Regions from separate parts of the Mus musculus genome. Here region 2 is linked to region 1. A link is a loop called in an ENCODE intact Hi-C map of the cell type or tissue named here. Cell type or tissue: left cerebral cortex. All regions are shown on one strand. Each heading gives the region's core, and the rest is flanking DNA. Links, peaks and the distances in the headings are about the cores only. Region 1 overlaps Ccnyl1 (cyclin Y-like 1). Region 2 holds the start of Mdh1b (malate dehydrogenase 1B, NAD (soluble)).

Region 1 (8,340 bases), core at 62-8,061:
TATAACCATAGGCTCTTCTTAACATTGTCCATATAACAGCCAACAGTATGTGTGTCAAGTATCAAGACTGGCCAGCATATGTCTGGTGAAGTGACTTCTTAAATTTTTACAGGTTCGACTGACTGGTTGTTTTCAAGTTAGGGCCTTACTAGGTTGCTCTTATTACTAGGTTGCTCTTATTACTAGGTTGCTCTTAATACTAGGTTGCTCTTAATAGGTAGACTGTCTTTCAAATCACTAGTCAGCCTTCAAGGTACTGAAATTACAGATAGACCCATTTTAACTAATTTAAAGTTTCCTTATTTCCCTTTTTTTAAAACATATTTGTTGAATTTGTTTACAGATATTTATATTGCTTGATGTTACTTAAAGATTATCTTTTGAAAAGCTGAATTTTCTATTATTTAAGACAATACACTTATTTCCCTTGGCTCACTACTTAAGCAAAGCATCAAGGCAATTGTTACTTTATCATAGCCACGGCACACTCCTAACTCAAGCTAGAGGGACTAATTTTCTCACAGTAATCAGCTACATAACACGCAGACAGAAACAAAACACAATTCTAGGAAAGAAAAATATAATTTTAAGAAAAGCAAACAGATACTTACTGTGAGAGGATGTGACCGCTCATCAAAAATGTCCAGGGATCTATTTGCATCTCTGTAAAATGTAACAATACAGGACGTTAGTAGTGTCTTAGTTAACAACTGCTAGATGTAGGGTGAGGCCGACGGGGGAGGCCAACCTTTAACAAGGCAAGCGGTTCTTCCTGGGTTTAGCCAGCGCTGCGGCACCTTTGCTATGAGTGCTTGCGAAGCACTGACACGCTTAGCAGTGCCGATAAGCACGTTATCCTTCCTCCTCATAAAGGCAGCAGTGGACATGAAGAACTTAGAACTTTGATCAATGTGAACAACATTTAAATTTCACAAGTTTCTGCCTTTCTTTAATTCTCTGATTGTTATATGTTTAAGATATACACTTGCTTCTTATAAAGAGTATTAATTAAAACGTCGCTGCCCCCCTTTTTTAAAACACACAATGGTGTGTGTGTAAAAGTTCATCAAACAAATAAAGTGCACTCATTTAAGCACTGCTTCTCTGAGGTCGTGGACTCAGGAGAGTCCCTGAGCCGGAGGCACACGGCCTCCAAAACCGTTCATCATATACATGAAGCATTGCCTGCTTCTTATGCCTGCCGACTGTGAGCGAGTGTGAACGAGCTGATCCTGGCATGGTCCCGGCTGTGCCAGCCGCCCCCCCCCCCCCACAACTGCACTGCACTTGTTTCCTGAGCCTGCTTACGTCTTTGATGAAACAGGATAACTAATGTCACTAAATCCTGACCTTTCTTTTTTAATATTCTGAATGTGATTTACTTGTGAACTCAACCAGCCCCTTATTACAGAATATCACTTTCATGTGTAACTACAAATACTCTCAAAATTGAATGTAGTAACTTGTCACTTTGAGGAAAACATAATTTGTCATGATAAAATTCAAGCTGTCAAGCTCTGTAAAAGCCAAGCTTGGGACCTTGTGCCTTCTGCTATGTGTCTTACAGCTTCTCCGTGCTCACACTTTCTGCTAACATTATAATAAGGGTGACTCATTATTCTCCATATGACCAGGATACATCATCCAACTATGCACTAGTAAAAGATACACTTATTAAACATTTGCACATTTATACAATGAGTACAGTGTTTAAGAGTTCACGGAGAGATACAAAACTCTATTACAATGAGACACCCTTAGTGTAGTGCTGTAGAGCATCAAAAAATCTGAACGCTTTAAAAATAACTTTCCGTCAAATGTATATGTGTGAGAACTGGTTTCTTGGTTCTTTAAAACAAACTGAAAGAAAGACAGAGAAACAAGGAAATCTATTTGTCTTTCTACCAAGACCTACATTAAAATTTATAGATATGCAAATGAAATATTTTCTCTCAATTTTACGTAGGAAAGTCATTTGAAAAAATTATGCTAACAAGATGGCTCTTTGCTGTGATTTTTTTACTGTCACAATGGGAACAGACAATTGTGACACTGTTAAACAATCTATAATGCATGCAGGAGATACCACAACAAGAAATTAGTTAAATTATTAGGATCAAGTTTGAAAAATTATGTGCTGGTTTCAATGTATATTTTTACATTTTAATATATATAAACCAGCAAGTTTAGAATCTTCAAACAAGGAACTCTATTATAATAAAGATTCATTTCAGGACTGTAATAAAGGCATGCTATAGCATACTATTTGGTATCAGCAAGGTAATCAGCTGGGATAGGAAGTTGGATTTAACATGCTCACCTGTTCTTTATGTGGTAATATATTGCTAAGGTCACACTGTGAAAGGAAAAAAAATATTTGAAGCAATTTGTTTTCTCATTTTCAAGCAGGGCTGACTTCCCGGGAAGCCCTGATGTCCTGCAGTTAGAACAGTACCATTCTACTTACAGTGCTCTGATTTCTTACACAACTAGACAACATGATTTTAGAAGACATATGATTTCTGTTGACTATGGCCATGTAAAAATGCTTATCTATCCCTCCTATCATTTGCCCTTCTACCTATAGAATCTTTTGTTCTGTGCAAGTTGCAGTATTTGTACATATGTTTAAACTTTAAACAGTAGGAATTTCGGATTAGGTCTCAGATTGCAGATGATATCCATTTAACACCACAGACCATTAGCTCCCTAAAGTAAGTAATGAAAAGTTCTGCATATTGAATAAAAGCATTTAAAATCACTTCTGTATGATTATTAGTAGCAAACTTAGTAAATATGAATGAGTGCCCACAAATCTGCTGATAAGACTAGCTACCCTGAAGTAAGTAGTGCTTTCAGTATAGCACAAGGTATAGTATTAATGGCAGGTATTCCGAATTAGTTTAAGTGAAATATTAGTAAGTAGACACGACCCTTTAGACACTATATTACTTTACTCCTAAGTTTGCCACAGATGATGTAAACTAGGGAACAAAGGGTTCTATTTGCCATCTGCCCATACCATCTAAAATGTAAAGTGAAAATGTTTGAGGGAAGGCAAATCTGAATTTTAGAAGTAGTTGGATATAAATTTAAAAATTTGAACTTTGTAACATTATTGGCATAAAAGATGGATACTTCTACAGTGCTTCAGTTTTACCCTCAGACTGATTTTTAAAATCACACACAAAAAAAATTGGTTCTGAAAAGGACACTAAGACTTACACAACAGTTCACCCAACAACCACTTTTATAGAAAAGGGAGGGGACCAATGTTTAAAACTCATGAATCTAAGGTCCCACACCAGGTGGGCAGGCACAGTTCTTTATTTTCATTAAGCAGTGGCTCCTAAACTTTGCCTCACACCAAAGTCACCCTGATATAAGATTAGCTCAAGGCATTCTGATAAACTGGCATTGGTTTAAGTCTAAGGTAACAAGTTCCCAGGGTGACTCCACTGTGCTGAAAAGGCTGGGAAGGGGTTAAGGAAGATCAAAGGACTTGCTCAGCCACTTTCTGCCAATGGCATTAATGCCTCACTCCCATCTCCTTTCTTAAAGTCATCTGAACTTATCTATGAATTGAAAGGAAGGCAAAACTGAAAAAATGCATGTGCTCACAGACACGGGTTTTTTCATTTATTTTATGTATGAGAATTCTATCTGCAGGTACACCTGCATGCCAGAAGAGGGCATCAGATCCCAGTATAGATGGTTTTAAGCAGACAATGCTCTTAACCAACGAGGCATCTCTCCAGGCCATATTTCTCTTGTCTTAGAAACAAAGTCTCATGTAGCTGAGGTTGGCCCCTAACTTGCTATGTAGCTGAGGATGATTTGAAACTCCTGGATCTTGCCACCTCAGCCTCCCAATTGCTGGGAATGCAGATATGAGCCACCATGTTCACATGCAGGCATGTATACTGAAAAAAGTTGTATGAGTCAAAACAGTTTTTTTTGTTATTGTTTTTGTTTGTTTTGTTTTGTTTTTTGATACAGGGTTTCTGTGTAGCCCTGGCTGACCTGGAACTCACTCTGTAGACCAGGCTGGCCTCAAACTCAGAAATCCGCCTGCTTCTGCCTCCCAAGTTCTGAGATTAAAGGCATGCGCCATCACTGCCCGGCTAAAACAGTTTTTTAATTTCCTCGAAAATCATGCGTTGTTGCCTATGATAAACATTTTTCAAAATTTGCTTTAATCTTTTTGGTAAATGTTTACTTCACCAAGTAAATTTACTGACTTTTAAAATATAATTAAAGAAAACAAATTAAAAACTGTACTTTCAAAAGTAGATTCCTAAAAGTTAGACTACATTGGAATTGGGAGAAGGGGATGAAAACTATTGGTGTGACCAAAGTTACTCTTTAAAAATATACAAATTGCATATAGGAACATCAGAATTATTTGAGTTCAAAATGATCTGAGGACTCTAATGAAACTTCCGTTATCTTTTTAGTCTCACAGATTGAGGCTTTCCTAAAAACCCACACCCAGGAATTATTGAACAGATGATTAACTCAAGACCCGCAGAGGTGGGGCTCAGTTTTTGCTGAAACACAATTTAATCTCAACTGTTGTTTTAAGTGTGAAAGGAAAGATAAACTACAACACATGAGAACTTGCAGATTTTAAATGAAGAAATTACTGATAATTGGCCAGTTTTTTCTAAAGCTAGGATATTAGAAACAAAATTAGAATTATAAGCTCATTATGAGTTTTAGACTGAGGAGTAAAATTAGGGATTAAAAGCATTAGCACTCTAAAATCAAACATTTCCCAAACTATGTTAAATAAAAAAATCAATAGTTAGAAACCAAGGAATCGGGTTCCCTGGGAAGCTCCAACCCTGCGCTCTTCTCCTGTCACTGTCGCAGGAGAACTCACCTCCGACTGTAACCTATGCACGGGGCTGCTCCTGTACTATGGTGCCAGGAGAGGACAAACTACTCAGAGTAGTTTCTGAAACAGTAAGCATTGTTTTAGGCCTATAACTGATCAACCTGGACACATCTATCACGTTCATCAGTGCTTTCACAACATAAATGCACCTGACAGAGGCACATTTTCCCTGGGATTTCTTGTTTGCTAACTGGCTCTCCTTTCCACCATGCAGTCTAAGATAAAATGGAAACTGAAATTTTACACTTAGTCCCTTAAAAATCAGTATCTAATTGACCCCAATGTCTTAAACTTTGTCTTAACATGACAATCAAACGACTGAAACGACCAGGCATGGCTCGGGTGCTCTAGCAGAGGGGTCTGTTGCTCAGCGCTGGCAGCCTAGTTGTACTCACCATTTTATTGTGGTTCTAAGGTTAGGCTGGCTGACTGTGCTGTCATCTAGAAATATTGTTGAGCATGAGCTATACTTTTTAGTAAGCTGCCCTGGAGATACCTGAAGGGGAAGGGAAATAGAAGAGAATGTCACGGTAAGTTAAACCTATAAAATGTGTTTTCTTTTTCCTTGGTTAGAATGTCAAATGATAAAGCATTAAGGTATTTACTTCTACAGTCCAGGAGTGAGTGCAGCAGCATGTGTGGTCCTGCAGGGAACCAAGCAGGCTTTGAATGTCCACAAATCACATTGGAGAGATGTGCTATAGAAGGCTGCCCTCAGTATGGTACCTACCAATCAAACCTGCCAAGTTCCTATTACAAACTTCCTTTATAAACATTATACACTGTTAAGTAAGGTTTCGGTATTTTCTCTTAAACAAATGGCAGCTTTCTACTTCTATACAGTCACTATAATAAAACATAATGCCTTGAATACTGGCATAAGAGCATCTTACTCTAAGAAATACAAGGTGAATAATAAATATCTTAGTGGCTAGAGTTGGTGTGCCTGTTGCCTACAAGCCAGAGGCCCCAAGTTTCTCTGGGCTGTTCCCTTAAGCATTAACATTTCTTCACATCTGAAAACAAAAGACAAAAGCAACTTGGGAAGTTAACCTTTATTTCCTGTGTTAAGTGTGCTGCCATTCTGTTTGTTTCTGAAGTTATTTATCAAGACACCTTCCTATTGTGCTCTCCACGGGAGCCTTACTCCCTCTATCCCCTGACTCCATCTACCTTCCAGCATATCTCTGCCAACGACCACACCGCAAAATGTTTCTCTTTGGGTTCTCCTAACCTGCTTTTCCAGAAGAATAATTCTCAATGGTCCTACCTCGAAATGCTGAGCACACAATCTTAATAGCTTCATGGAGTTCAAGTATTTGAAGAATTATTTATTACAGTTAAAATATTATAATATAAAATAATAAATATTACAGTGTAATTTAACTGTAATTAGATTACATAATTACAGTTTTAAAACTCATAAACACATGTAAGAGGGGCAGGCAGAAGACATGGTTCAAAGGGCAGAGCATGTAAAAATTGCCAGAAGCCCACAGTCAGAAACCCTCACTTGGTAGATGGAACAGTTAAAAACAAGACTGGAGATGTAGCTCATTGGTAGAGAACTTCACTAGTATGCTTGAGGCCCTCCATTCAACTCTAGTACTGAGAAACTAACTATAATCTGGGAGATAGTGAAGAATTACCTGTACTAGAGAAAGAAGACATTAACTTTTTGAGTCCTCTCAACTATCTTTAAAACACTTTAGAAGTATCCATTCATTTGCAAAGAATGCAGGAATAGAGCAATTATCAAATACTCAAACAGTCTAAAGTATGGTAAGATCCATTAGGTCCATGGTCAAATAGTGTCACTGAATAAAGATCAACAGAAGCACTCTTTAGAACAAAATACCAATAACTTAGCATTCTTAAAGAAAACCACTAATTCAGATGTGCCTTCCTTTCCTCTCCATCACACGGTCACTGTGCCCATCAGCCTTTTTTTAGAACCACATGTAAGAGGGGAAGGCAGAAGACATGGTTCGAAGAGCAGAGCATATAAAAACTGCCAGAAGCCCACAGTCAGAAACATGCACATGGTAGACAGAACAGCCTTCTGTTTGTTTCAGATGTTTCACTATAAAGCCTCTTGCTCTTTATCATAATGCCCCAGATGGTGCTATCTGAAACATTAAGTATCTTTTCAAGATAGAAGTGTTTTAGTTATATCTAAAGCTATGATGTTTAAGCTACTCAGTTAATATATGTACTTTACATTACCTATGTGTTAAAGTATATACTTTTATAAACCCAAAGATAAACAAAACATGAAAATGAAACTGATTCATTGAAATGCTTTTATTCCAGTGGAAGAAGATATCATTTAGAGTTACTATTATAGACTGGGGATCCCAAATCAAAATTCCTTGGGACAGAAAGTATTGTAGGTGTGTTGGCTAGTGTTTTTGTAAACTTGACACAAGTTACAGTCATTTGGAAGAAATCTCAGTTGAAAAAAAAATGCCCCTCTCAGATTGCCCTATGGGCACACCTATGGTTCATTTTCTTGAATGGTGCTTGATCAAGAATCATCATGATTGAGGGAGGGCCTGGTTCACTGTGGGTGGTGCCACCTCTGGGCTGCTGGTCTTAGGGTTGCTATAAGAAAGAGGAACATTCTGAACAAGCCAGTTGGCAGCACTTCTCCATGGCTGATCATTCCTCCTGACTTCCTTCCATGGTGACGGACTGTGATATCAAAGTATAAGCCAAATAAATCCTTTTCTCCCCAAGTTGCTTTTAGTCATTACAACAATAGAAATCCTTAATGAAGAAAGTGGGTTTTGGAATATTCTTATTACACACACACACACATACACACACACACACACACACTACATAAATCGTTGGATTTCCTGGGGATGGGACCCAAGTCTAAGGACAAACATTTTATATTTCTTATTCACACAAAAAGTAAAAGGTAATTTTATGCAGTTTTTGTTGTTTGCCTGCTACCTCATGAGGTCAGGTGTGGAATTTTCTACTTCTGGTATTAGGTTGACACTTAAAAAGTTTCAGATTTCATATGTTGGAACATTATGGATTCTAAATTAAGGAAGTACAACTTGTATTAAGGAGTAGCAGAGCATATACATGGTAACAAAAGTCAATTTTGACAAAACAAACACTAGAGATGAAGTAGGAACAAACTACAGACTAGCTGGCAGGCTGTCTAGTGATCCTCCCATTGTCCTCAATACAGTTTCTAATTATGAATGTACAGTGGGCTTGATTTGAAAATATTAAAACATTTAATTAGATCGTTTTTTAGCCCTCTAGCTGCTGTTCATTTTGCAAATCAGCAAACTACTGGCTAGAAACATCAACCTCTGTGTCTGTCAGTTCAGGGTGTAAACTCCTACTAAGACAGAGTTCTGTACCGAACCTAGGAAATGAGCTACTTCTTCTACTCAGCTCTGCTGCCCTCTTCAGGA
Region 2 (8,340 bases), core at 203-8,202, 980 kb after region 1:
CATTCTAGTATACTTTTCACTTACATTATTGTACTGTCTTTACTAATGAACAAATCACATTAGATTAAATGTATCCTCATAACTCTCACTAACCTGTGACATGACATTAGTTGTATCAATTTTATATCTTCTTAAAATAAGCCAGTGTAATGCAATCCCCATAGTACCCAAGAAACTCTTCTCAACTGAGTATGCACGTCAGTTCTCCCGACCTTACATCAGTACTAGAGTCTAAGAAAGACTAATTTCAAAAGCACCCACAACGTTTTATAAATTGGAAAAAGTATTATCCTCAGCTTTATATCATTCATAATTAGAATTTTAAGTTTAACAAAGTATTAACTACTACCAATGTGTACCTTACTGGTGCCTCCCAAAAACAAGAATTCAACTTTCATCAGTTCTTTTAATTCCCCATATCAGGGCCACAGAGAAAACCATGTGAAGAAAGCCTAAGGTTCTTACCGCAACCCTGCTCGAAGCGCATTCACATTCATGCATGGCTCCATTGACACTAAAGCGGTTGACAAAATTGAAAGACATCTCTCATCACACTCATTGATGCGCTCCTATTAAAATATAATTACAAATAAAGCAAGGTGATGGCATGTATATTAGTTTCTAAAGCAAAACCTCTGAACTCATACTTTCAAAGGACTGAGTACCAGAGCAGTAGTTCACAAACTCCACAATAAACATCTATTCTGGGAAATAAGATATGTCATTCAATGACTTTTCCAAATAACTGACATATAATCCTTTATACACCAACACTTTCTTAAGCATCATTGGAAATCAATTTGATATTGATTCTATTCTTTTGATTGTGAAATACCTTGCATTAAAAATCATTTTTACCCCTTCATGGGCACTCAAACCACCATGAGGACAGCATGGTAGAATAACAGAAAAGCTACTAAAGTATGTAGGTCAATCACTCTCCTAAATGAACCCTAGAAGACTCTGTCCTTACAATTTCCACATAGCCTTTCCTGAGCATCATGCTACAACTGACCTGTGGATTGTCTTATTCACATGACCCACTGCAGTTTACTACCACTCTCTGGGTCTTAGTTAGGGCACTAGTTTATTCCAGAACAGGCTGTGGCATTCTGGAAAGAGAAGAGTAATGATAGAGCTTCTCTCCAACTCAACCACAACCCATCACTTAAGAGTAAGACCAGATTCGAGGAAGCCTTTTTGCTCTTGGCTAAAGTAGTACAACTTAACACTACTTATAAAGCTTCGAGTCAGAACTAAATGATATAATAATGGTTTAAGGACTGGGAGAATGGTATCATTCCGATAAGAGTTTCCTTAGAAAGAAAGACAGATAGCTAGATTAGATAGATAGATCTCCCATTATATTTATACATTTTTAACATTTATAATATACATATATACATATATATTATCTATGTGCACCCCATAACATCTGCTGTGAAAGGTCAGGCTAGTTGACTCAAATCCACTGACAGCACACCATCCTTTCACCGCTGGCTAAATGTCTTTACAACACCCACACACATTACCAAAGCACAACCACATGCAGATTTTCTAACTCCAACTATGCTCCCAGTGAGGATGCTACACAGATGTGAATGCCTGTCCAAAGCCTAACACAGAACTGCATCACTGTCAGTGGAAAGTCGATCCAAACAATTTCTAAACTGCCACATTAGAAAAGAATACTGTGCCTATCAAACAAACAGCTATTCTATGGCTTTCAAAACCACAAAATTTAAAAGTTCTTGCTTGAGGACATATGAATCAAGTTTACATAAAGAATTAAAAAGTTATATACCTACAACTCAATTCATGAATTCTAGTGAAACAAAGTATCACAGATTATCTCCAGGAAATTAATGTATTGTAAGATACTTAATTATTGAGTTTAAGAGTCACATGGCCAATCTTAAAAAGTAAATGATTACTTCTTCACATCTGGTGCCATATATAAGTGACATCAAACAAGATTCTGACACTTCTGTCTGAAACTGAAAATGCAAACTTGAGTATGTCAATCTCTGTCTTAAAATTCTCCAATGGACTATTGTGCATACTGGGCAAATACAAACTCCATGGGCATAAACATTAGTTTTAATGATTTTGCTACTACCTTTTCAAGGCTTAACTCCTTGTCCCTCAGCATATATACAACTACTTTCTAAGTCAACCCAATTCTAACACTCTCCCACCAGCCCCCATGTCACCAGCTTTGTTTACTTCAGATGCACCAACCTATTTCAGCTCCCTGAGCTAGCCACCTTTTCCATTGAATGTCAGCCATGTAATGTCTGCTGCAGACACCAACCCCTTCATAATTAATCCTCACAAAACACCAGCTGCTTCTTGGACACTGACTTTAGTGTCTTTCTCAATATCTTATCTCCACGTTTTGAAGACCAAAACTAGGTTGGAAATCCCATTACACACTCTCATAAGACCCTATATTCACTCACTCATTGCACTGAGAGATCTATGTGTGCTTTGATAGCTGCACTCTTGAGTATTCAGCACAGTGCCCTCAACATAGCATGAGTCATTAATGGAATGTGGCCACCACTCCTGTAACTGCCTACAAATACATCTTCCAGTTTAGATTGTAGGGGTCATGATTATAAGAAAATATGTGTTACATCTTTTATAACAACTGGTAAATGTGGTACCTTGTACATGGTTGACATCCAATATATAATCAGTATATAAATAAAGGAATCCACTAGCTGTTAACCATTAAATCTGTTTCCTAGTCTTAATTCTACTAATAGGATTAAGGTTATGTAAAAAAACAAACAAACAAAAAATCCGCTAGTTTACCTCCCATCCATTCTCCCTTCAACTACTCAACCTTTCTCTGCATCTCTCTTCATTTCCACTTAACCCTAGAGAAGGTCGGTGGGGCAGGTTTTCACAAATTTCCAAAGCAAAAGAAATGATCTAACTTAAGATCTCCTAGCCATTAAAACATACATTCTGCTGATAGTCTTTTAAGGAAGCTATACACACCTACATCCCCTGAGCTCCTTCAAACCATGTTAAACGCAGTACAGCCACACTTAAGTCTCTTTGGACTTACCTGAATCGTCCTCAGCAAAGTCTGTACCATAAGAGTGTTCTGAGGGATTCCCAGCTTCACTATAGCATTAAGGCTGAACAAGAGGTGGTCATAGTGCATAATCTTGGCTTCTCTCATCATCTGCTCACACAGCTGGTTAAAGGCAGGGTGACTGAACATCAGCTGTCTCTCAAAGCGCCTCTTGTCTTCAGATATCCTTTTGGCAATTATCCACATTGCTAAGAAATAGTTACTACCAGGAAATGTAGGTGCTTTTGAAAATGTGTCCAGCACATCACTCAGAGAGTTACACTCCTGGGCTAGCTTTTTATAATTCACAGGGGTTGGTCTTACTTTCTTGGTGAACACATCTTCACTGGAGGTATGATGAAAGTTTATTTTCTTTAAATCATGATCAGATGTCCCATCAGAGACAAAAGAATGTTTTGCATCAAAGGACAGTCTTCTAGGACAAAGCAGCCTATCAGGTTTAAAAACGGCTGAATGGCTTATGCCTTTAGTTTGAATACAACCATCTACTGATTTAGAAATAAATATATCCTGAAAGAGGTATCTAACAGATGGTTGCAATCCCTCATCAAAAACATTTAGCCGATGGTTTCTTGGGTTCCATTTTGAATGAATAACCTCTGGTCTGCAAGTTCCCAATGGATCTATCCTCAAAGCTCTGCTTCTTGGAAGTAACGTACTGAATCGTCGGATGGTCCATAACAAGGAACGTGCTTTGCTATTCATTCTGCTATCTATTGGCACACTTTCAAATACCCAAGATGCAACGCAAGTTGCCGTCTTTCTAAAAAAGAGCACATGCTGTGGACTGTCCTGTAGAGGATAGGTAAATAAAAGAAATAATGGTTAAAAACTGTTGCTTAAATAAGGGAAATGCATCTAACAGGGGCTTGCATGGGCACCGACGAGCCGCTAGAGTTTTATATTAAAATGGAACATGTCCTCGGTATGCTTCCTCCACGTTTATTTCATCTTTGTAAAAGTACCCAGGTCAATCACTTTAGCAGTTGTGGATAAAGTAGTTTCAATCAGTCAATCAATAAATGTGGATAAAGTAGCATAGATAGGTAGGTAAACTGAGAGATAGAAATAGACAGCTAGAAAGATAGATAAGACAGACAGAAAGATAGATAAGAATGTCTTGTGTAGGTGTTCAATATCGGCTAAGGAGAACTTTGTTAACACTACTTTGGAGGCCTTCACTGAAAACTGTATCATTGATGGACACTTCAGATCATCTTGCATTGGCCAAAAGCGAACTGTTAAGAAAACGTACTCGGACAGGTCGGTCTTGGTTAGGGACGGAATTAAAGAAAAAAAGCGATGTCCTTCCCGCCTGAGAATCTACAATCAGCCAGGTTCATCAAGATCCCGGAACCGGAGTCGGTGTCTTTCCGCAAATGGGCCGCCCAGCACTGCCCTAAACTTAAGACCCAGGCCACTTCCCAAACTTTTCTCCCCTAGGTAAAAAGACAAGTACGATCCGGCCCGCGATTCCGCTTCTGCTTGCCATCCACTCACCTTCGAACAGAACCCCGTGACTACACATAGGCGCAGCCATGACAGTTCCTCCTCAAGCGGCGCGTCTGGTGACGTATTACGGATTCTTTTATAAGTCAAAAAGCATCGGTTCTCAGCGACCGCGGAGGCCATGTGCAAATAGGGAGGAAAACCTTCCAGAAAGAATAGTTTCTATTCTCTGATGAAAAGATAGAAGCGAGAGCCTTAGGAAAACACGGAGCTTATAAAGTTCATCTATTGTTGTTTATGGAAACTCAAAACATTCAAATAGTGACTTTGAACTTTTAGCCCCTGGCGGTGCAGCCTCTTTTGAACGCGCCTGCGCCAGTTTTAGTACCCGCCGCGGTTGCCAGGAAACCGTGACGCCACGGTCCCAGTTTCTAGGTCTTGCTAGAAATCATGGCCAAATTTGTGATCGCGGGTGAGTGCTTCTCTAGTAAGCCCACAGATCTCTTCCCATGGGTGGTCAGCCTTGTTAACTGGCTTCTGTTCTTCAGCCCCATCCTTTAGAAGGATCATCTCAGGCTTTCTAGGCATTCATTTAAAGACGCTTGATACACAGTGGCAATGTGTCAAAGTCAGATGAGCAATGGGGACACGTTGGGGAAAATTCCCACCTCTGCCCTTGGCCAGTTTTAATTCCCACAAAACGTATAAGGGGTACAAAACGTATAAGGAATTCCTCTGATCTGCTGTGACTAATGTAATGATGGACAACTGCACAGGCCTCGGCGGGGTTGGCGGGAAAAGGAGCATAAGGAATGGATGGAGAGAAGGAAATAACTAAGCTATTAAAGAAACCAACCTCCAGATAAAGGCAAAGAGCTAGAAGATCTGTAGTCTAATGGAGGACCTGGATGTGGGAATGTCGCAGGGCCTGGGTTAGAATTACAAAATATAAACTAGATATTTAGTTTAAACAACAACAACAACAAAAGTTTGTACTAAATCTTGAACAAAATTTAACGAATTTAGGTAAAAATAATGTCAAAGTGTCAATTCGTCTACATTTTTAATGTAGACCATCTTGACAGCTGGAAGCAACACCACTACTTACTGGAACAGGCTGTTGACTGTATCTGCTTCCTCTTCTTTCACCAAGTATCTTTTTTTTCCTTTTTATTATTATTTTTTATTAGGTATTTATTTCATTTACATTTCTAATGCTATCCCAAAAGTCCCCCACCCACCCACTCCCACTTCTTTCACCAAGTATCTTAAAAGAGCTCCCTACTGTTCTATCCTTCCTTCCACTCAGTCTGGCTTCTCCTTTGGCCTTCCTATACAAACTATTTTGGCCACAATCACTTCTTTATTACACAATTGGAATTTACCATCCCTTTGGAAGTACATCTTTTGCTTCACTATACATTCAGATAAATATTTTTTTTTTTAGCACTAGAAAACGGGATGGTGGGAATACATACAGTAAAAACTTTCAGGACACTTTGTATATAACAGTAACAGGTCAGTGTTCTGGAGGAAACAGTGGTTGTGATGGTTTGTATATTCTTGAGCCAGGGAGTGGCACCATCTGGAGGTGTGACCTGATTGGAGTAGGTGTGCCACTGTGGGTATGGGCTTAAGATCCTCACCCTAGTTGCCTAGGAGTCAGTCTTCCACTAGCAGCCTTTGGATGAAGATGTAGAACTCTCAGCTATGCCTGTACCATGTCTGCTTGGATACTGCCATGTTCCCACCTTGATGATAATGGACTGAACCTTTGAACCTGTAAGCCAGCCCCAATTAAGTGTTGTTTTTATAAGACTTGCCTTGCTCATAGTGTATGTTCACAGCAGTAAAACCCTAAGACAGTGGTATAGGGTCTACCTAGCCAAGGGCTTCCCAGAGGGAAAAGTGATTAAATAGATGCCTGAACAACTACAGTTACCAAGCAGAGAAGACTCGGGAAGAAGCAGAAAAATTTACTGTGGATAATAGGGAGTAGAGCTGGAGTGTGAGTATAAAGATCATATATGGTTGTGAATGGAAACGCAGAGCACTCAGGTAGTATCTTTGAACCCCTAGCTCTTCTGAAAGAGCCTGAGCTGCCCTTGATGGTGCAGTTGCTGGGGAAGCATGAAGCCACGGTCCCAGTATCTAGGTCTTGCTAAAGATCTTGGCCACATTTGACGATAATTGAGAGTGGTTGGTAAGCATACATTTGAAATGAGTTTAACTGGGCTGGAAGAAAGGATGTAAGGGAAGAAAGGATGTAAGCATCCTAGGCTGAGGACAAATGAGATGATTCGGATTCTTCTGAGCCACATTCAGTATGTGAGACTTTAGCAAAACTACCTAGAAGGTTATTTATAAAGGGATAAGGCCATTAAATCTGTATCTTCCCTGAGAGTTATGGATACAACAAGAGGCTGGTTAGAAGGCTGGAGCTATATCATGCAAAAAGAGCTGCTTTGTGGGGAGAAAAGCAAATAGACTGAGGAATGATCTGAAAGATGAAATATGTTGGAGAAGATGTGTAATTCACTGAATGACTATGAGAAATAAAGGAGAAGTTACACACCTAAGCTTATGGGTAACTGGGTAGACTTGGACTCATTTAAAGAACTTTTATCAGAAGAATATGTTTAATAATCTACATCTCACAGTATTCTCTCTCTCTCTCTCTCTCTCTCTCTCTCTCTCTCTCTAACAAAGTCTCACTATGTCCCCTAGCTGATTTGAACCTGGCTATGTAGACCAGGCTGGGCCCAAATTCATAGGATCTGTCTCTTCCTCCTGAGTGCTAGAATTAAAGCTATGCACCACTACACCTGTCTAATCTCAATATTCTTAAGTGAGGAGATAAATCTAACTACTATAGGAGATGCAAGAATCTCCTACATTTTTTGGTAGAAGACATAAAATAAAAATGATCCGCATGAGATAGTTATTGGCAACCACAGTGATTAAGCTGATTAAAGTTTTCAGTCTTTTTATTAATGGCTAGACCAAGAGTGGGATTTTGCCTCTGAACGTCTCTTGGTGCCCAAGAGCAGGGGTTCGGTGTTTTTAAAGGCAAAAGCCATAGTGTGATTTACATCAAAATTAGATGAGAATCAGCATACCCTTGAAACATTCATTGCTGGCAGAGCCATTGTTAATTATTTCAGACATAACATGACAATTATTTTTAACTTATATTTTCTTTAGTCATTTTAGTTTAGTTATTTTGGTTAAAACATCTGGACTGTGGTCAAGGCCATGGAAATCTCAAATGGGTTGCCAAGAGAGACACAATCATTGTGGGAAAGGGGCAAATCATTTAAGCAAACCCAAAGTGGAGACGAACAAGATGGCAGTACCTTAGTCATTTCAGAATAGAATCCAGCTTATCCTGCTGAGTGTCCGTGATACATTCAGAAAGAGATGATAGAACACAGGAAAGTATAGGCATCTAGATAAGACGTACCTGAGCTAGGAACACAGACTGCCCCTTGAAACCAAGGAGCTTGGCCAGGAATACACACAGATAAGGTATGAAATTATGTGCCTTGCAGAGCAATACAATCTAATGAATAGATGAGGGAACAAAAACGTATAAAGTACAGAAAATGCTAGCCAGAGATGTACAATGGAAGCCTTCAGAGTATCCCACCATAGAGATGCATCCAGAATTTACTGTACTGGAAATGGGAAACCATGATAAATGCTACCAGGGATAAAGAAAAAAGGATTAAAAAAAAAAGTACTCATTGTATTAAGCCCCTGGTGGTCCCTAGTCACCTTCT

The links. Hi-C counts contacts between places; a loop is a spot of excess contacts. Peaks named below come from ENCODE experiments on the same cell type or tissue, not always from the same donor. Only the 100,000 strongest peaks of a DNase experiment are listed, where the experiment ranks them.
Region 2: it touches region 1 in a loop (2.1-fold over the local background); 5 of 42 quality-filtered maps call a loop at or near these places.

The regions. Positions count from the first base shown.
Region 1 is chr1:64,705,434-64,713,773 of GRCm38, reverse strand. It overlaps Ccnyl1 (cyclin Y-like 1), which reads right to left. Exons shown (of 10, transcript NM_001097644.1): 4 at 5,296-5,396; 5 at 2,321-2,356; 6 at 612-663. Among named protein-coding and RNA genes, the nearest start is that of Ccnyl1, 18 kb to the right of the region's middle. In left cerebral cortex, for the core only: a CTCF peak has its summit at 3,680 (motif pointing right); a DNase peak (open chromatin) is centred at 3,708.
Region 2 is chr1:63,726,961-63,735,300 of GRCm38, reverse strand. It overlaps Mdh1b (malate dehydrogenase 1B, NAD (soluble)), which reads left to right and starts at 4,983. Exons shown (of 11, transcript NM_029696.4): 1 at 4,983-5,030. The coding sequence starts at 5,009. It overlaps Fastkd2 (FAST kinase domains 2), which reads right to left and starts at 4,676. Exons shown (of 12, transcript NM_172422.3): 1 at 4,610-4,676; 2 at 3,080-3,901; 3 at 466-569. The coding sequence starts at 3,814. In left cerebral cortex, for the core only: a CTCF peak has its summit at 4,885; DNase peaks (open chromatin) are centred at 4,702 and 4,929; H3K4me3 peaks cover 1,600 bases; H3K27ac peaks cover 811 bases.